Linked DNA regions of Mus musculus: regions 1, 3 and 4 are each linked to region 2. Evidence: chromatin contacts called from ENCODE POLR2A ChIA-PET data. All regions are on one chromosome and are shown on one strand. The core of a region is the stretch at or near the end of the contact, and the rest is flanking DNA. Distances in the headings are between cores, read along the strand shown.

Region 1 (5,059 bases), core at 309-2,808, 260 kb after region 2:
GAGATGAAAAGGGATTGACCTTATCAGGCTGTGATCAGTTGAACTATTCCCACACTACTACAGGATCTCAGAAACTTCCTGCCCCGCCAGTATGCAGTCACTTTCTTCAAAGCAAGGGTTTTGTTACTGTGAACCCCATGTTGTGTCACTGCCAAGAAGGTATAAATTTCAACTTCAGACAGACTTAATGGAACAGAACAGCAGCAGCCATTCTCCAGTGGTATGACTTTCAGTGTCCAGGCAGTCACACAGAGTCCTCTGCCTGATAACTACCATGATGTTACAGGTAAATAAAGCAATGTTTCCACTTTCCATTCATTGTATCTACCACCAAGTCATCCATTCATCCCCCAAAACAGAATAACTTCAAATGTACTAGGTTTTGTTCAAACACACACACACACACACACACACACACACACACACACACACAAAGAAAAACTGTAAAGTAGCTATTTGGGAGAAACAGTATTCTTTGTCTGACCTACAATAATCCAAATGTTACTCTGACCCCAGTCTTTCCATGAACAGAATGTATTAACCTCACAAATGAAACATTTAAGATAAAAAAAAAGTAGCAATATTCCATGGCAAAGGTCATTCATCTCATGTCTCAAGCAGAGGACTATGGGTATTCTACATCCAAGAGCATGCCTGTAATTGTTTCTGTTCTAAGGTTTGTTTGATAGGTCGCTATCAAACTATTGCAATCTTGCCCAGGAACAGAAGGATGAGTTGGAGGTCCTTTTCAGGGGTCATTCCAACAAGGGGACTGGAGATCTAAACATCCTTCTAGTTATTATACAGGCAGAAGAGGCCCAGGAAGAGTGAGACCTCCTTTCAGGTGCTGCAGTAGAACAATAGGTTTCTCTTTGCTAGGAGAGCCCAGAAGCTAAACCGCTGCCGGACTGAAAACTCTGTAAAGTCAAAGCCATTTTAGAACAGTCCTTCCAAACGCTAAACGTTGCACATGCCACCAACATCAAGCCTGGGAAACGTCCCTCTCCCTTTAATTTCCTGAAGGAGGCTGAGGGACCGAATAAGCTCAGAGTCAAACTCCAATCTTGACTCCATTCTAGGGGGATAGCCGAGGGTGACAACCGAAAGGGGCGGGGCAAGCTTCCTAGAACTCTGAAAGTACCCGAGATGCGGAGGCTTGAGCGCTCCAGAGATCGAGATCCGGAAGCCAAGCCAGCCTCTAGGGCCACGAAGAGGGCCGGTTCACTAAGCAGTAAAGACCAATCCTCTAATGCCCTTCAACATGCTGGGAGGGCGAAGCGAGCCGGAACCTGGGCCAGGAGGTGAAGGGAGGGGTCCGGGGACCTAAGACCGATCGCCGGCCACAGATGCGAGAGGTGAGGGTCTCTTTCTAGGCCCCGCCTCCAGGCTCCTCCCTTTCCTCTAAAACCGGACAGCGATCAGGCCAAAAATACCCTGGCCTCTCCTCAGCATTCCTCCCCACCACGCAACCTCGCGATGCCACTCCTCACCCGGCTCCAGATCCAGGTTCGACTTCGTTCCTAACGTCAAGGCTCCCAGGCTCAACTTCCGGTTCCGAGGGGGGGGGGGCTGGCGTGCCGTCCCCGGAAGTTCCGCCCCATGCTCTAGGGCTAGGCCACTCCTTCTGCCACGTCGGCCTTAGGCACGCTTCCGGAAACCCGGATGTTGCGCATGCGTATGTGGTGTATCCCGTCATGGACGCAGTCTGTAAAGTATTGCTGAGTTTCATGCTTTTTTTTTTTTTTTTTTTTTTCTTTCCTTTCCAGATTTTTCCACATTTTCCAGACTTTTTTTATGGCTTTACCAGCTGAGAGGGTATTGAGAAAACTAGGTCAGATTATTTTTAGTAACGCTCCCTTCGTCGTGTGTTGACTTTAAGGACAGCTAGTCTTGTATCCACTTCCTGTTAACCTTTCACCCCGTTGATTTGCGTCCCTACGGTAGAGCTCACCCTGACCTTTGAGCCACACGTGGTAGTGGTAGGGTGGGTTCTAACCCTCGACTTTGGGCCGATTAGTTCAATGTTTGGACAACTTCTGCCCCGGTTTACTTCTTTAATGAAAAGAATTCGTGTCGAACAGTGAATTGGGATGAATTTAGAGACGTTTCCTAAGATTGTTCAGTATAATGTTTATTCAATAAAGATTAGTTACCATTTTATGCCTTGCCCTTTTTTTAATAGAGGTAACTCTACCAGAATATAAAGACCTCCCTGCTCTCTGTTAAAAGAGCTACAATTCTTTCAGTAATCATAAGACTCTTCAGAGAACAATGTTAACTAATAAATGATTATTGCTCTTTTATCCTCTAATCAGTTTTTTGAGACTGGATCTCAATTTATAGGCAGACTATCCTGAAACTGGATATATAACCCATGATCACCGTGAACTCCCACTTTTTATGCTTCCAACCTCTCCGTTGCATGCATTGGAATTCTTTCTGTGCTGTTATGCTTTAAGCACTTCTTTGGGCCAACTTAGGTTCATGAATAGAGTAGGCAAACTGTTTTGTGGGGTTTTTTCCTACGTAATGGTAGTTACACAGTAATGCATGCTTAGAGAAAAATGGGCATTTAAGTTTGCATGTCAGTTACTAACCAGTCAGTTGTTTCTGTCTAGCTTGTTTTAAAATGTCTTATGTATGGGTGTTTTGCCTGAATGTGTATCTGTGCACTTTGTGACTACAGTACCTGCAGAGGCCAGAAGAGGGCACTGGATCCCCTGGAACTGGAGTTAACAAATCTTGTAAGATACATGGATGCTGGAAATCAAACCCAAGTCACCTGGAAAAGCAGCCAGTGTTCTTTGTCACCAGCCCTGTTTCTATCCACTTTTAAAATACTGTCCGTGGATCCTAGTATCAGTATCAGCTGAGACTTGTTAGAAATGTAAATTAATATCTTTCCTATTTATTTGGGATTTTTTTTTTTTTTTCAGAGACAGGTTTTCTCTGTGTAGCCCTGGCTGTCCTGGAACTCACTCTGTAGACCAGGTTGATCTTGAACTCAGAAATTCACCTGCCTCTGCCTCGCAAGTGCTGGGATTAAAGGGTACATTACCACCACCACTTTTATCCACTCTTATGACTCTCTCTCTCTCTCTCTCTCTCTCTCTCTCTCTCTCATAGGAGGTCTCACTGTATAACCCTCCTGAATTCATTGTGTGGATCCAGCCGGTCTCCAATTCACAGAGATCCTTCTGCTTCTGCCCCCAGCGAGCTGCGATTAAAAGCATATGCTACCAAAGCTGACTAGAAATGTGCTCTAATTCACCTACATGTAGTTCAGTTTTGGGGACGGGGCTCAGCAAACAGTACTCCATTACACCAAGCTTGACAAATGACTCCCTCCTGGTTGATTCTCTTGCTGACTAACAGTTGTCAGTTTAAGAATTTGCCAAATGCAGATAACATTTGTTGAGCACTTGAGCTGCCCGAGCTTGAGCCCTCCCTCACCTTAGCATTTCACATGATTTATCCCATTCATATTTCATCACACCATAAGGAGGCAGATATAATCTGTCTTGCTTAAAGTTATGCACTCCTAATAAGAGCTAAGATTCACAGCTTAAAGATGGAGGCTATAAATTGCATTTTAAATTTTCCTATAACTCAACTTTGCACTTAGAATGGAGGCAGAGACAGGAAGATCAGAACCTCAGGCACACCTTGTTTATCACAAGTTCAAGGCCAGATTAGGCTATATAAGACCCTGTCTTTTTTTTTTTTTTTTAGATTTATTTATTTTATGTATGAGTACACTGTAGCCATCTTCAGACACACCAGAAGAGGGCATCAGATCCCATTACTGATGATTGTGAGTTACCATGTGGTTGCTGGGAATTGAACTCAGGATCTTTGGAAGAGCAGTCAGTGCTCTTAATCTCTGAGCCATCTCTCCAGCCCCAGACCCTATCTTTAAAAACAAAGTTCAAGTTTAGCTTGGGCTGTGTAGTGAGAGCTTGTCTCAAAAAGGTAAATAAATAAAGAGAAAAAACTGTAGGTGTAGATGGAGGCCAGTATAGGGTGCTTGCCTGGTGATTGTTCAGTTACTACCTAGTAGGTGTAGACCAGTAATGAGGGGTTGTGTGTGTGTGTGTGTGTGTGTGTGTGTGTGTGTGTGTGTGTTATTTTAGGTGTGTGTGTGTGTGTGTGTGTGTGTGATTTTAGGTGAACCCATAGCTGTCAAAGTGTTGTGGGTGTGGGGCTGGAGAGATAGGTCTGCAGTTAAGAGCACTGGCTAGGAGCTGGGCGTGGTGGCACACGCCTTTGATCCCAGCACTCAGGAGGCAGAGGCAGGTGGATTTCTGAGTTTGAGGCCAGCCTGGTCTCTAGAGTGAGTTCCAGGACAGCCAGGGCCATACAGAGAAACCCTGTCTCAAAAAACCAAAAAAAAAAAAAAAAAAAAAAGTAAAACTAAGGGACAGGCAAAGGTGGCTCTTGCAAAAGAGCCATTTGTTCCCCAGGACTTACACTGAGAGGTTTGTAACTGCCTGTGACTCCAGCTCCGGGAGATAGAATGCTCTCTTGCGACTCCAGTCACTTGCAGTCACATGCACACGCAACCCGCACACAAACATGTGACTAAGCAGAGAAGGGAGAGCCAGATGCTTTTTGTTACTGGTAAAGTCAAGCAACTTTGTGAAATCACACTAATAACAAGGTAACAAGAACTCAGATACTGTTTTTCTAACTCTAAATTCTGATTTTTATAACTTTGTCATAGTTAGGATTTATCACAAACCTGCAGAACTGTAGTGGATTGGTCTGGTACTGCTTTTATTCAAATGCTAATTCTGCACCCTAAGATCTGGCTGCTCCAAGACCGTCACATATACCAGTTTTTGTTATATAAATCTCGCTCCCCAAATTATCTGTGATTGGTTAATAAAGATGTCTACAGCCTGTAGCTGGGCAGAAGAGTGGTAGGTAGGGCTTTGTTTCCTGGGCTTAGGGTCTGAGACAAGGACCATAAGAGTGTGGAAATATAGGAAGAAGAAGGAATAAGTCGCCACGGGGAAGGAGGATCATAATAAGTACATGGCCATGAGGGCCAGCCTCT
Region 2 (5,026 bases), core at 2,518-5,017:
CATAACTATGAACCTGAACATATAACATGCATTTGCACTATGCATGGCCTTATCAGAAACACCTCCACTCAGATTCACAACTACCATCAGTGATAAACTGCAGTGTTTTTGCTGTGCACACACAGTTTTTTACACTTCTAGAAGTATAAATGTTTAATTACAGAAAAGCAAAGACGTCTAATATTTTCTTACCATCATTCCCAAGCATGTAAGTATCAAGTTAGAATGACCTTAGATTGTATTATATTCAGATGATTGATTTTTTTTAAAGATGCTGTCTAAGTTGCTGACAAGTTGCATAAAAAAAGAAAATCATTACATGGAATTCTGGCTTGGGAGAAGGACAAGATTTCCAACAATTTCTGAAATGGCCCTTATATGCAGTTTGTGCCACATATTTATGTGAAGCTAAGCCCTCAAAATTGCAGATTATAAAATCAAAATACTCATCAACGCTGAAAAACACTAAAGATGCTCTGTATCACTGAAGTGCCAAATATTCAGCCAAGAGTTAATTCTTGACACGCAAACAAACTAGCACAACTACCCCATTATACTAGGCAAATTTACTTGCATCTTTTATTAATGGTAAAGTTCTGTCCATACCAAAGAAATGTTTTAAAATAAACTTATAATTTATTGATAACTGTTTGTTTTATATGCCTATTTTATGTATCTATATAGCTAAGGATGAGTAAAAATTTCTCAAGCCAAAAGGAATCACAAGTAGAAATAGCTTAAGAAGCCGTGTCTTAGACCACAGATGCTATGCCAAGTAGATGGGCTTAATTTCACTCAAAATATACATTTTCTGGACCAAAGTAAGACTAATTTGGCATACATATATAAATCATCTGAGAGAAATTCCAGAAGAGAAGCACTGGAGCAAGGATATAGCCTCCTAAAGTAACCTGCAAGAAACATTCTGATTAGATGGATTCCAATATTTGCTCAAAACTTAGTTCCATTATTTTATAGACACGACATGAGTTTTGCAACCCTAGAGTTTTATTATCCAGTTACTATTATTTCTCTACTGTGTTTATAGTTAATTCCTTTTCTAGTCTTCGTGCAGCCTTATGAGCCTCCTAGCCTAACTTCACATGGTTCCTCTTCCTTTAACCCTCTATTTATTATTAACCAATCTGTGTGTCAACGCTGAAGACTGGAACTAGGGAAGAGGAAAAAAAGTTCCACTTACATTGTGTTTTCCTGACAGGAGTTAGGAACTTGAGATGTGTAGAGGATCCATACATTTATGAAAACAGTTGATGGGTCCTCAGGCCTCCCTAGAGCCCATGTTCTTCCTCACACACCATTCTTCCCTCCCACTCCCAACCAACTTGTGCATCTTATTAAATAAGACCTTCTGCTAAACTACCCATATACCATTCACTGGCTTCGAGTCTGATTTCTTTAACCTGCAATCAAGACAATCTACTTAGTGAAACCTGGTAGCACCTTTGTTTATGACTATTTATCAGCCCAATCCCCTCCACGGATTCAACTTTAAATACCTTTTATAGTTAGGAAGTATGCAACTACATGTATTTTTTTTCCATCTTATATCTGCCCTTGTTTCTTTTGTATGTCTCCTAACTATGACCATCATAACCACCTATGGAGCTACTTTAAAAAACAGAAAACCTTTACTCCTGGAGATCCTTCAGTAAGTCTGGGATGGGAACTGGAAACAGTCCTATCTACAAAGCCCCATTGGTGATTCTCATGCACACCCTGAGGGCCACTAATTCATTCCAATGCTCTTTATACAGCACACATTCAGTGCTTACTAATTCATGGCCTGGGAGCTCATAAATGACTTCTCTCTAAATAGCCTAACCAGATATCAACCAAGCCCTTGACTACACCAGCTGTGTTCCAAGTGCAACATGTGGGTTTAAGATTTCCTATCCTCAAGTGCTACATGGAGGGACACCATTACCTTGTCTCTTTACATTGTTTCCCATTTGTTGAAAAACCAGAGGCCTGGAATGCAGCCATGTCAGACAACACTACATAAGAATGTACTCTGGGGTCTAAGATTAAAATTAGCTACAAAGAGAACAAGAACAAGATAGACAGTCTGAATGAGTACACTGCTCCTACTCAATAGTTTCTTACTTAATCAGTACAGAAGAACAGAAATTTCAGTCCCTAGTTCCGCCCTCCCTTCTCTCCCTCCCTCCTCTCCCCTCCCCCTCCCCCTCCTACTTGCTGCCACAGGTCTCCTAAAATGCCTGAGACAGTCCCAGGCCCCTGAAGACCCAGGAAGTCATTTCATGCGTTAAAGTCCTATAATCCGATAAATAACACAAGCCCCACCCGACAGACAGTTACCTATCAACTACCCTGACACACCATTTACACAGCTTGGTTCGGAAAGCAGTATGAACTTTTTCCTGAGTTGTTCTTCACAGGGAACAGCAGTCTGAGTCACACCCAGCCTGGAGCAAGTGTGACATTAGCCAGGGTACAGTTACGAGACTAGTCTCTCTATCTCTTTTCCCATTTCAGAAGTGGGCTACAAAGATCGATAAATAGCTAGGGGCAGGCAGAAAAGTGTGGACTGGCAAAGAACGCCCTAGCCTTCCCCTCAGGCAGGGGCTGCAGATCCCAGATTCCACAGGCCTCTCACAGCAGCTCCATCTTGCTTCCTGCCAGAAGGAGGGGCAGAGGAGGAGGCCCCCCAAATCTGGAAAGGCCCCAGTGAAAGAAAGCCATTTGACAGCAGTAAAGATGGATAGACAGCTTCATGGAAGGAATAAAATGACGGCCATGGGGTCAGGCAGAGGGCAAGCAGGGCTCCTGGTTATGAATTACTGTCTAAAGGTGCTAAGAGTCCCCGGAGGTGTGAGCAAAATGCCCCGAAGGAAAGGAGGCGGCGACAGAGAGAGGAAGAAGCCAAGCAGTTGGGTAGAAGCGACAGACACCAGGATCCCAGGGGAGGGTTGGGCAGGTGGGTCTCAGGGGACAGAAGTATTAGAAAGGCGAGCAGCCCGGTGCAAATAAGAATCCTTGGAAGTTAGGGCAGGGAGACCATAAGAGAAACCACCCACAGGTTGGAGAGGAGAGGCCTAAAAAGGAGCTAAGAGCAAGGTACTCAACGCAAGTGACGCGAGCCTGCCCAGGGGAGGGACCGTGAGACAACCTAACGACCATTTCTTGGGCGCCTACTACGGGCACACACACCCTAGGCACTTCACAACTAAAAGCTCGCTGACTCTTCACAGCACAGCCCCAAGGCAGGATTTCTCACACAAGTGTCCCATTTTATAGATGAGGAAACTGAGGTCCCCGACAGGCTCAGTGGCTTGCTCAAGGTCACAGCCCAGAGAAATCGGCATTCGAAACCACGGCACCTGCCCTGGAGTCCACCCGACGCTCCAAGCGCCTGCGAATGCAAGCAGCGAGGCGGACCGGGACCCTGGGGACTTCTCCCGCCCGCGCTCCCGTCCCAGGCCCGGCGCGCTCACCCGGACGAGGTTGCTGACGGCCGCCTGCACGGCGGCTACGGGCGCGGTGAGGTCAGGAATGGCTTTGCCGTCCACCTCGCCCTCCTCGTGCATAATCACCAGGTGCGAGATCTGCTGCGCCACCGGCTCCAGGATGCTCTCGATCGTACGCGTGTGAAACACCGGCATCGCGGCGGCTAGCGGGGCGGCGTACCGCGGGCAACAGAAAACTGGGATCCGTAGGGCCGGGAGCCGGCGGCGAGTGACTGACTCGGAGCGGCGACTAGAGTCCGGGCTTCCCTCGGCGTAACTAGCCCCACAGGCGCCCCGCCCTCTCACGTCGCCGCGCCCAATGGTAACGCAACTCAGAGCCGGACTGTGGCTCCTATTGGTCTTACTTCGATAAGCTCCGCCCCCAAGGCAGAGCCGCTAAGGTCCCGCCCCGCCCCCATTCCCAAGGGAGGGGCCTGGGATTGGGGCTGCGCCGCAGGGATTGCGACCGGATTCCCGAACCCTCTCGCGGGGCGCTCCTTATAAGGGCATAGTGGGAGCGGAGCGAGCGACTGCACTGGACTGGCCCCGCCCCCAGGAGCCGCCTCCCGCCTCAGAGTGGCGGAGCTCCGCCCCTCCGCAGGATCACCTCAGTAGGGCGGGATATCCTCACCTCAGGCAGCGCCAGAGAGAGGGGACCTCGGCTTCCCCCGGTCTCCCCGCAGGGTGCTCCCCTTTACCGTCACCGGACGCAGTCAGAACACTGTTCCGTCACCTCCCAGTAATTCACGAGGAAGTAAAAAGATCCAGACAACAAAAACACACCGAGAAACATGAGTACCCATTGATTTGTACTATCTGCCCTCGGATAGTCACAGTTAAGTTTGGTGTGGCACTTTCTAGACCTCCGTGTACACGTTCACTTGCAAATACGTGTTTTCTAAATAAATAGGAACGTTTCCGTAGAACTAGAGACTTAATGAAATTTACCTGCTAATCTTTCGCTTTTGGTGAGTAGAAGTCTGTCTGCCACCTTCTGTTTTAGCGACTGGTATCCCATTTTTGCAAATCTACTTAGGTCTGGTTCCGTTGCTAAAATGTTTGCCTAGAATGTAAGAAGCCCTAGGTTTGATTCCCAGCACTACGCAAAATCAGCCTTGATAGAGTGGGCCCGTATACCAGCAGCACTAGGGAAGTGGATCAGGGGTTCAAGGTCATACTCCACTACAAAGAAAGTTTGAGGCCATCCTGGAGGGGTAGTCCTTTTGTGGTTGTGATGAGCATCTATTTGTAGTTACAACAGCACTCCAGAGGCAGGGTTAGGAGGATCATTTGAGGAAGGAGTTCCAAGCCAGTCTGAGCAACATGACAAGACCCCCATCTCAAAAAAAAAAAAAAAGTGAAATGAAAATTCAAAAGTGGATACTTTTTAACAAGTCTGTAAGTAGGGCCAAATTGCCCAATCCCCTCACCACATTTAAGACATCTGCATGTTTTCCTAACCTCAAGTTCTCTTGCCCAAGCTTCCTCATTCTGAGAGGAAACACATTCATTAATGCCTTCAAATGAAAGATCCTCAA
Region 3 (5,196 bases), core at 1,181-3,680, 190 kb after region 2:
TCAAATGTGAGAGTGCTGTGTTTAAACGTTAGCCTCTCCTGTACCAGTCCTCTCAAGGACACAGCCAAGTGTGTGCTGTGAATTACCTGTGTTCTCACCGTCCTCTTCTGTCTGTCCCACCTCCTCTTCTGTTTGACAGGGGCATTAGGAGACTCCAGCTGGAGGTTGAACCTTCGCAGCCAGTGACTCTGGAGGGCCTGAGTGACAGCGGCGGTCCTGTTCGTTTGAGGTTTAAAACAATTCAATTACAAAGCGGCAGCAGCCAATGCACGCCCCTGCATGCAGCCCTCCCGCCCGCCCTTCGTGTCTGTCTCTGCTGTACCGAGGTGTTTTTTACATTTAAGAAAAAAAAAAAAAGAAAATAAGATTGTTTAAAAAAACGGAATTCATACCATGATGCGTTTTAAAACAACTGATAGCCCTTGGCTTGCAAGGAGACAGGAGTTTGTGTGATGCTCATCCAGGCATGAACAGTGGGCTCACCCACCAGTATTGAAGAGGTGAGCTTGGCCTCAGGCCCCCATGGATTCAGGGGGACCAGGCAAGGACTCTTGACAGAGCTTTGGTCATGGACAAAGCCATGGTGTGGTTGCAGCCCCAGAGGTGGCCTGATCACCCCAGTTCTAGGAGTGGACTTCGTCAGACCATGCATTGACACCTAGTATGAGAAAGACGCAAACACCGTGGCCGCTGGACCTACATTGGAGAGAATGCAGCACTGCCAGCCTGCTGTGTGTGGAGGCAGCTGTGAGGCGTGGCCTCAGGACTGAAAGCCTGGACTTTGCTGTACCGGTCCAGTTAGCGTAGACAGGAAGAGAATTGGTGCTGCAGAAGTGTGTCCGCCAATGAGAAACCTCGAGTTCGTCTGACATGCACTTAACTCATCCATTTCTAGAGGATGCACAATGCACGTGGGCCTGAGACTGAGGCCCGATTTCTGCTGGTGGAAAGGGGGAGGGATTGCTACTTTGTTTCCTGTTGGTTTTCCTGACATAACAAGGAGAGATCCAGAAGTCGTTGGCCAGGGCTCCTTTTGCCACTTTTGGCAGTTGTTTGTGTGCTGATCTGGACCATCTTTGTCTTGTATTTTCATGGTGGTGGTCCCCATGCTGACCCTCATCTAGGCCTGGGCCCTCTGCCAAGTGCCCCTGTGGGATGGGAGGAGTGAGGCAGTGGGTAAGAGTTGGTGGTTGTTTCTATGCATTCTGGCTGCCCTCTGGGCTGCCTCCCTTCTTCCCATGCTGCACGCCCAACTCTTTCCCTGGGTTTGAGATCGAACTGACTGCTTGGGTGAGAAGTGTCCTCTTTAAAGAGGCTCTTTATTGACCAACCGAAGTATAGACTTTTCTGCTGGACAATCTGCATGGGCATCACCCCCTCGCCTGCATGTACCCACAAAGGGGTCCAGAGCCAAGGCTCCTGCATTCATTGTCCCTCTCTGTGCTCAAGGAGGTCCATTCCAGGAAGAAAAGGTCTGTACCTTAGGCAGATAACAGAGAAGATAATGGAAGAGGCAATTGGTCATAGTCTTGGTTCCCTCCCACCAAACAACTGCACATTATCTGCATTGGGGGGGGGGGTAGATTTCAGCTCCTTGGGTGACCTTCAGGAGGCACAGGAGCTGGGAAAAGAGAACTACAGAGTATGGAGCCAGCTGAGAAGAGAACAAACGCATGGGTGCTGGTGCTTGAATTTAGCCAGGCTCCTCAAGCACTTGTGCATGCCTCAGACCCTGGACCCTAGACCCTTCCTGCCCTGCAGCCTGCAGTGCCAGCCAACAGATACCTTCATCACAGGGTTTGGTTTTGCTGGCTTGAAGACAACAAATGGTCTTAGAGCTCTTTGAGACCCATAGCTTCATGTGGCTGCTCCAGCCCCACTTCTTAGCGTTCTTACTCCACTTCTGGGGCTAATGTCAGCATCTATAGACTATTAATAGACTATTTAAAAAACAAACCACCTTTTAAACAGGAAATGGAAGGCATTTGATGCAGAACTTTTGCATGATGACATAGAAATAATTTAAAATAGTGTTTGTTCTGAATGTTGGTAGTCCCTTCATAGCTTTGTTACAATGAAACCTTGAAGATATTTAATAAAATAACCTTTAAACAGTCCATTGTGTTATTGCTGTTGGAGGCTCGTAGCCGTGGGCTTAGATTTTAGCAGCCTGCGTGACAAGGCTTCACTAGGAGACGAACATCTTTTTGCCCATTCCCTTGGGGAGCAAGGAAGAAAACTTCTCATAAACTCAGCCTGGGCTGCTGTATTGGGGGGTGGCAGGGAGGAAGTAGCCTCTTAGGCGGTGGGCCGAGTCTTCGCCCCGCCCCAGGCGGAGGTGGCCCCGCCCTTGGTACGCGGGCTCCCTCCTCCGCGGGTCTGAGTGGACAGGCCTGGGCCCTGGGCCCGCCCCGACGCTCCGCAGACTGTGCCACCCGGCGTGGAGGACGGGGTCCACCCTGGTGGGCTGAGCGCGAGGCCGGAGGGCTGGGAGGCTGCGGCTGGGCTGAGCACTGCGGAGGGCCGTCGGCTTATCCCAGGTCCCGGTCACGCAGCGGCCACGCTCGGGGAGCGCGCGGACCTGAGCGGGCACCACGAGCCGCAGCGCGCCGCCTCCCCCTGGTGGGAGCGGTACTTGAGCCCGACTGCGGCGGAGCGTTCGCTCGGAGATGGCGGAGCCGCCGCGACGCGGCCCGAGGCCCCGCGAGCAGGGAAGCCGGGCAGCCCCGGGACGCGGCAGGGCCCGGGGACAGCGGGGACGCCGCCCACTCCACCGGGTGAGCCATCTTTGAGAGCAGTCTCCCGTCCACGGTCGCCCTCGGTTTTCGCGATCAGACTTCCTGCGAGTGTCGCCACCGAAACCACCCGCAGGGTCGTCCTGGGCGACCACCCATCTGGCCCTGTGCACCCTGCCCCGAGTCCCAGCCGCTGGCCTCCCCTCAGTTGCCTTATTCTGGCCACTCCGCCCAGGGCACACGGGGTTCTTAAACCCAGTGCCTGTCTGGATGCCAACTCTCGGCCGCACCCCTGCCCCTTTCCCTCCAGCTCCCCCACCTGTGGGCTCCCCATTTCCCGTAGTTCCCGCAGGAGGGTCCTTCTATCCTCAAGGTCAGGTCCTTCCTCCCACAGCGTGGCCCCTGTTGTTTATTCCAGTGGTGGGCCCACACCTCCAGCCCACCCTGACCCTGTATTTGCTGCCCACTTTGGCAGACGACCCTTAGGTTTCTCCTTCCTCAGAAACTTTCCACTGCCACACACATGTTCTTCCTCCAACTTAGTCATCCCACTGCTCCCCCACCAAAAGTTCTCACATGATCCCCTCTCTAAATCTCACTGGCTTCCTCTAGGTATGAAGCTAAAATACAGTGGTTACAACACAGGAGGTTGACAGGCCTGACCTTTGAATCCCAGTTCATCCACAAACGGAGCTTTGTAATCTCGGGTAAGTTACTAAACTTCTCTGGGCCAGAAATTATGCGTGTGTAAAATGGAACTACTACTAGTTATATGTGTTTTCATAACTGTTAGAGCTGACATTAAATACAGGTGCTTCTTGCATTTACTGATAAACTTTTAAGATATCCTAAACTACTGACCACAAGAGCTTATCAGTTTGTGCCCTCTGCTCAGTGACGCCAGTTGCTTCACCTTCTGTTTGTGTGGCTGAGCAAGTACTTGCAGTGTGTCTCAAATGAAAAGTATTGTTGGGGCTGGAGAGGTAGCTTAGTGGTTCCAAACTTCCAAAGGCCCTGAGTTCAGTCCTCAGCACCCACATGGTGGCCTACAATCTGATGCTGTCTTCTGGTGTGCAGATGTACATGTAGACAAAGTACCTATATCCATAAAGTACATAAGTAAAAATAAACAAGAGAGAGAGAGAGCCGGGCGTGGTGGCACACACCTTTAATCCTAGCACTCGGGAGGCAGAGGCAGGTGGATTTCTGAGTTCGAGGCAGCCTGGTCTACAGAGTGAGTTCCAGGACAGCCAGGGCTACACAGAGAAACCCTGTCTCAAAAAACCAAAAGAAGAAGAGGAAGAGGAGGAGGGGGAGGGGAAGAAAGAAAGAAATAAAGAAAAGAAGAGAAGAGAAGAGAAGAACAACAACTACTACTACTACTACTACGGTGTCTGCAAATCCACTCCCTTAGGAAAGGATTAAAACTCTAGGACCTGAGGTTGGAACTCCTGGGAGAGCACGTGCCTAGCCTGTGCAAGACCACATATCCCATCACTGGCACTGAAAACCAAAACCCACAACCATTTGAAGTCTCCTTTAAGTGTTTACCATTTGCACATTGGTTTTGTCGTTGGTTGGTAGTGGTGGTTTGGTTTGGTTTGGTTTTTTTTTAAGAAAGTGCTCCTCCATGTAGCCCTGGCTGTCCTAGAACTCGCCCTATAGACCAGACTGGCCTCAAACTCAGAGATCGTCCTGCCTCTGCCTTCTAAGGGCTTATATTAAAGACGTGCGCCATCACCTCCCAGCTTCATTTGCAGATTGTAATAAGTCAGAATCAGGTCTGTCTGTATATGCAAAGCTCTAGAAGGACACCCAACAAGTAAAGTAGTAAGCGCTCAGTATATACTGTTATTAAACCAGTGTTACATGTGAAGTATAGCTTGCTTTCCTTGAATTCTCACTACTGTTATCCCTGTTATAATTTAGCTGTTCCTGCCAGGCAGTGGTGGTGCATGCCTTTGATCCTGCACTCAGGAGATGGAGGCAGGCAGAATCGGAGGCTAGCCTGGTCTATATGGTAGCCAGGGCTACACAAAGAAACCCCTTTCTATAAAAACAAACGAAAGAATTCAGTTCTTCCCGTGATCTACACCTCTTCCTCCTACTTCCACTCTCTACCCTGTCTTCCCATCCCCCCTCCCCTGCATTTAGAGCGTCATACACTATACGCATGGGTTTTGCCCCATCACAGCTTTTCTTTTAATTTATTTGTATTTCATGTGTATTATGTTTTGCCTGCATGTATGTCTGTGTCAGATGCCCTGGAACCAGAGTTATAGACAACTATGATCTACCATGTGGGTGCTGGGAATTGAACCCGTCCTCTGGAAGAGCAGCCAGTGCTCTTAACCACTGGGCCGTCTCCAGCCCCCATCAGCTTTTCTTCTCTGTCCCAGCTCTCTTAATTAGTTTTACCAAGATCAGAGTGAACCCTATATAAACAGTCATAAATCATCTC
Region 4 (4,660 bases), core at 1,945-4,444, 220 kb after region 2:
AGTTGGAGTTGTTCTGGCACTGGAGGATAAACTTTCTCTACCACTTCAAATGGGATGTGAAATGCCACCTGCTTTGCTGACAGCTCCACCAATGGGATTACCAATCCATCTTCCAAAACACAGATTGGGATGGTGGAAGAGAAAGGGACAGAATTATTTTGCAATAATTATTTGGAACCAGTGCCACACCCTGGGCACCTGTGCACGTGCGTACACACTCACACCCTCTTCTTGTAAATACACATACACACACATACATATATATTTGTTTGTTAACTTTTTTGTTTTTGTTCTTTAAGACAGGGTTTCTCTGTGTATACCTGACTGTCCTGGAACTCACTTGGTAGACCAGGCTAGCCTTGAACTCAAGAGATCAGCCTGCCTCTGCCTCCCGAGTGCTGGGACTAAAGGCATGTGCTATGACACCCAGCTATGTTCTTAAGTTTAAATGTTATATTTTTATTATATGTCTGTGTGTGACTTCGTGCGTGTGAGTATAGGAGCTCGTGGAGTGCAGAAGAAACTGTCAGATCCCCTGGAGCTGGGATTACAGGTGGTTGTCAGCCATCACACACGGGTGCTGGGAATTGAATGAAGGGCCAAGAAAAGAGCAGCCAGCACTCAGACCCCTTCTTGTTAGGTATAATGACCCTTAAAACTCCTTTTGGGAGAGGGGAGATGGGCATTCTCCAGCCGCACACAGTCAGGTGGCCAGCCCTGGCCCAGAACAGAAGATACCAGGGAGATTCTAGGAAACTTCTGGCCAGATAGGTGTGTTCTAGGACTCGAGTGGGTGTTCCATCTCCTCAGTACCAAGTTTCCCACATTCTCCGTTTGGATTCCTATTACACTGCACTGTCTCTTTGGCATTCACCTCTGGCTGCCTTTTTACTTATCACCTTTTCTCTCAATGACTGCAGGGCCCCCACTAAGGAGGAAAGATGAGCCAGAACTCAGAAAAATTAGGGGCCCCAAGAGGCAAAAGAGCCTACAAGGCCCACACAGCCTGACTTCTCATCCTCAGAGCCAGGGGGAGCTGAGTACCCTGGGGCACCTGGCTATTGTGCCTGAGCTCCCCTGGAACGGGAAGGAGTTAGCACTCGAGGTTTTTCTACACTATTTTAACAAAAAGCAGTAGTGATATAACAGACTACAGACCTCACAGCAAACAGTTACATTAGAAGACTGATTAAAAAAAAAATCACAGAACAGAAAAGAACCTTTTAAAAACAACAGCAACCTTTTTAAGAGCAAGCAACTGAAGGTGGCTGAGGAGGGCATGGGGAAGAAATGGTATATTCAGTCCAGATGTGAAGGTTGTTAAGGGAGGGTTAAGACCCTTCCAAGCTGTACAGCCAGATCCTCTCAAGAGGCTAGCAGGCAGGGAGGGAAGAGAGAGGGCAAAGATCTTAACCTATGCTGGACCGCACCAACATGGTGAAACTCTTTCCCTCCATGTTCTTAGTTACTTCCCCCAAAGTGAGAGAACCCACATTCTCACATATAAAAGAAGCAGGGAGATCACAAAAGATTCCCATTGACGCTGCTGTGACCTGCACATGTGTGTGCGCGCGCACACACACACACACACAGATGCTTTCTCTCCTAACAGAAGCTGAATACTACCCTCCCAGAAAGTGGCATAGGCGAATTCCTCTGGATCCTAAAGGGGCACCAGAAATCTCTGCAGCTTGCAGAACAGGTCTTTTGGAATGGCCTAGCTAAAACACATACATTAACCCTTTCAACTACTGAAGAAAGCCAACTTGCACCAAGGCCCAGGGCAAAACCTGCCTTGGGCTGAGTAGGGAAAAGATTCTAAGCCTCTGGGTTTCTTTCATCTTTACTCTCCTTTCTACCCGCTCCAAAAGCAAAATTCTCATAGCACTAACACATGACTTCACATGACGACCAAGAATGAAGGGAACACAAAGGAAAGGTGCTTCATGAGGACAGCCCTCCTCAGACCTCAGATATAGAAGTCCAAGGCTCCACCCACTGGTCCCAGACTTTGCTTCTAACAGATGCCAAGAGTCTGGTTTAACCCTATGAATTATAGCATCTCTTCTCACAGGCAAGTTCACTTCCACGTTCCTCTTGGTGGAATACTTTCTTGGTGCAGTTTATGAGGGGAGATTAACATCCTGGAAGCAAAGCAACCCATGCACCATCCCATAGAGTGACACACCTCACGTGATCACCTTTTAACAATCTGCGCCTAACCGCATTCTCTCCTGCCTACTTCTGGTATACTAAAGGCCAAATTCCGTTAAGCATTCTTAAAACAGAGAAGGGGTATTCTCCCGTATTTGGTCTCTAAGGCGTAACGGAATAACAAAAGATCTTTCTGGCCAAGCCAGGATGTTCTTTGCCACAACACAAGCTTATGTGAACGCGCGCCAGTGAGTGTATTCATTCTTCCTTCTCTCTCTCTGTCTCTCTCTCCTTCTCTCTCTCTCTCCTTCTCTCTCTCTCTCCTTTCCTCTCCTTTCTCCCCTCTATATCTTTCTACCCCCCACGCCCCGGCTCTGCTGTTAAGATGCCACCCCGTCCCTGGAAGGCCAGGGAAGCGAGTCCTGAAGTCTGCTCTAAGCTTGGGACAGCTCCCGGTCCGGACAGCTCCCAAGCAAGGCCCAAGCGGGACCAGCTTGCTCCCCTCCCCCTCGCAGTCTTCCCCGCTCATCCTCACCTCGCGTTCTGGTACCGCCACTGCCACCTCCGCCACCGCCTCCAGTGGGGGAATTGGGCCCCGCTGACTGTTTGCGCCATCCTCGCCAGTTCTGGCAAAGGCTCTCGGCCTCGGAAATGAACGAACAGAGTGAATCCTCCTCAAAGCGGTCGGAATCCTCAAACGAGAAGCGCTCGCCGTCCTCCCACTCCGCGAACATCAGCTCCATGGGGCCCGCACCCCCCGGGGCCGGGTCTCCCCCCGCGGATCCGGGGCCTGGGCCGCCGGCCGGGGACTGAGGGGAGGCCCGGGGCCTGAGGGGCGAGCCGGGGCTGGGGGTGGCCGGGGCGCTCAGGGCGGCCGTGCCGGGCAAGGATCTCGGGCCTGGGAGGGACACCGGGCCGGGCCTCACCCAACAGCGAGGTGCGAGCGGGGATTGTGGCCAGCCTGCGAGACTCGAGGCCGGGACGAAGCGCTGGGCGGCCAGGGCCTCTAGGCGGCTGCGGCGCCGCCTCCCCCATCAGCTGATCCGAACTTCCGGCCGCGCCGGCCATCACTACTTCCGCCCTCGCGTGCTCGAGGACTGGACCGCGTACGGGCGGGTGTAGGGGACATGTGTGTGCACTGCCTGCAGTTTTCTCGAGCCCACTCTCACACACAGCTCCCAAAGGAATAGGAACGGGTCACAGATTCCAGCAATTACTTGGTACCCATAGTGTCCCCAAAGAAGTGGACACCGTTCACATCGAGAATCGCTGGCTGTCAGGGGACCGTGCAGTGACCATTGGATAGGTTATTGTCACGCTTCGGGGCTAGGCCTAGGCCGCATTGCCTTCTGGGAGTTGCAGTCCAAAGCCTATAATCCAGCCACTTTAGCTTTCTAAAGGGGAGCGCCAGGAAAGAAAGCATTTGATTTCAGGAAATGGATGGATGTCCTTTTCCTCCGTACTGCTTTTGAATCTGGGGATTTTTAATCTGCGAGTGTGCGTGTGCGCACGCGATGAAGACCTTTTATCAGTATAGTGAAGTCCGTGGATGCCTTTCACCTTGCCTGATTGTTTATGAATTACACATTAATTGGGTTTAAATACAATTATTGAGACATATAAAACAAACGTGTTACGTAGTACTGTTTATTTATACATTAAAAGCCAAGATTGGCAGGGTATTTAACTCTTACATTTTTGGTTGTGAACCCAGCCTTTGTTGACTGAGCCACCTCTTCAGCCTCTGCAGGGTATTTAATTGATAATGTTTGCCTAGCATTTACAAGGCCCTGGGTTCTATGCCACCACCCTTGATTATTTTATATGGACACTAATGCTACTGTCGATTGTATCGTTTAACCCTGACTGAAATGCTAAATTTCAGCTATGGCTAGATATATTTCTCCTCATCCCAGTTGACAGACTTATTAGGCTAATGGGAATCTACTGACCCTCCTTAGTCTAAAGTATCCAAAACACTGAACTTCTTCATGTAACTAAAAGACCCAGCTTGCAGAACCAGGCAATTATAGTGGAATACACGACTATAGGGAAATCTAGCTATTGAGAGATGAGGAAAGACCCCTCTTCACTGCAGTAATTATCACACCTAGACCATGGAGAACTCTCATTTCTATACCACATTAATACTATAAGCTACTGCTGGGCAGCGGTGGTGCATGCCTTTAATCCCAGCACTTGGGAGGCAGAGGCAGGCAGATTTCTGAGTTCGAGGCCAGCCTGGTCTACAGAGTGAGTTCCAGGATAGCCAGAGCTAAATTTTAAACAGAGAAACCCTGTCTTGAAAAAAAAAAAAAAATTCTATCGGCTATTAAGAAAAGGCTAATTTGGTTGTGCCTGGAGGGGCAGAACATATATAAAATCTCACACAATTATTCCTACTACCAGAGGACAGTAAATACTATCAGCAAACCGGAGAATGTAAGAAAAAAAAAACAACAACAGTAATTTACAGTGAATTGCCCACCAAATCTTAGTCATACCA

What was found. ChIA-PET counts read pairs that join two places held with the same protein, here RNA polymerase II (POLR2A).
Region 1: POLR2A ChIA-PET joins it to region 2 with 20 read pairs in embryonic stem cell. The contact joins the promoter of Sec24c here to the promoter of Vcl in region 2. POLR2A ChIA-PET finds 5 or more read pairs at or near these places in 3 of 5 experiments (Patski and embryonic stem cell).
Region 3: POLR2A ChIA-PET joins it to region 2 with 15 read pairs in Patski. The contact joins the promoter of Ndst2 here to the promoter of Vcl in region 2. POLR2A ChIA-PET finds 5 or more read pairs at or near these places in 3 of 5 experiments (Patski and embryonic stem cell).
Region 4: POLR2A ChIA-PET joins it to region 2 with 17 read pairs in embryonic stem cell. The contact joins the promoter of Zswim8 here to the promoter of Vcl in region 2. POLR2A ChIA-PET finds 5 or more read pairs at or near these places in 3 of 5 experiments (Patski and embryonic stem cell).

What each region holds. Positions count from the first base shown.
Region 1 is chr14:20,670,820-20,675,878 of GRCm38, reverse strand. Sec24c (Sec24 related gene family, member C (S. cerevisiae)) reads right to left here and starts at 1,558. Exons shown (of 23, transcript NM_172596.2): 1 at 1,491-1,558.
Region 2 is chr14:20,928,139-20,933,164 of GRCm38, reverse strand. Vcl (vinculin) reads right to left here and starts at 3,767. Exons shown (of 21, transcript NM_009502.5): 1 at 3,477-3,767. The coding sequence starts at 3,644.
Region 3 is chr14:20,731,796-20,736,991 of GRCm38, reverse strand. Ndst2 (N-deacetylase/N-sulfotransferase (heparan glucosaminyl) 2) reads left to right here and starts at 2,430. Exons shown (of 15, transcript NM_010811.2): 1 at 2,430-2,777; 2 at 3,348-3,442. Camk2g (calcium/calmodulin-dependent protein kinase II gamma) reads left to right here. Exons shown (of 21, transcript NM_001360186.1): 21 at 140-2,119.
Region 4 is chr14:20,706,086-20,710,745 of GRCm38, reverse strand. It overlaps Zswim8 (zinc finger SWIM-type containing 8), which reads right to left and starts at 3,194. Exons shown (of 26, transcript NM_027996.3): 1 at 2,690-3,194; 2 at 1-109. The coding sequence starts at 2,897.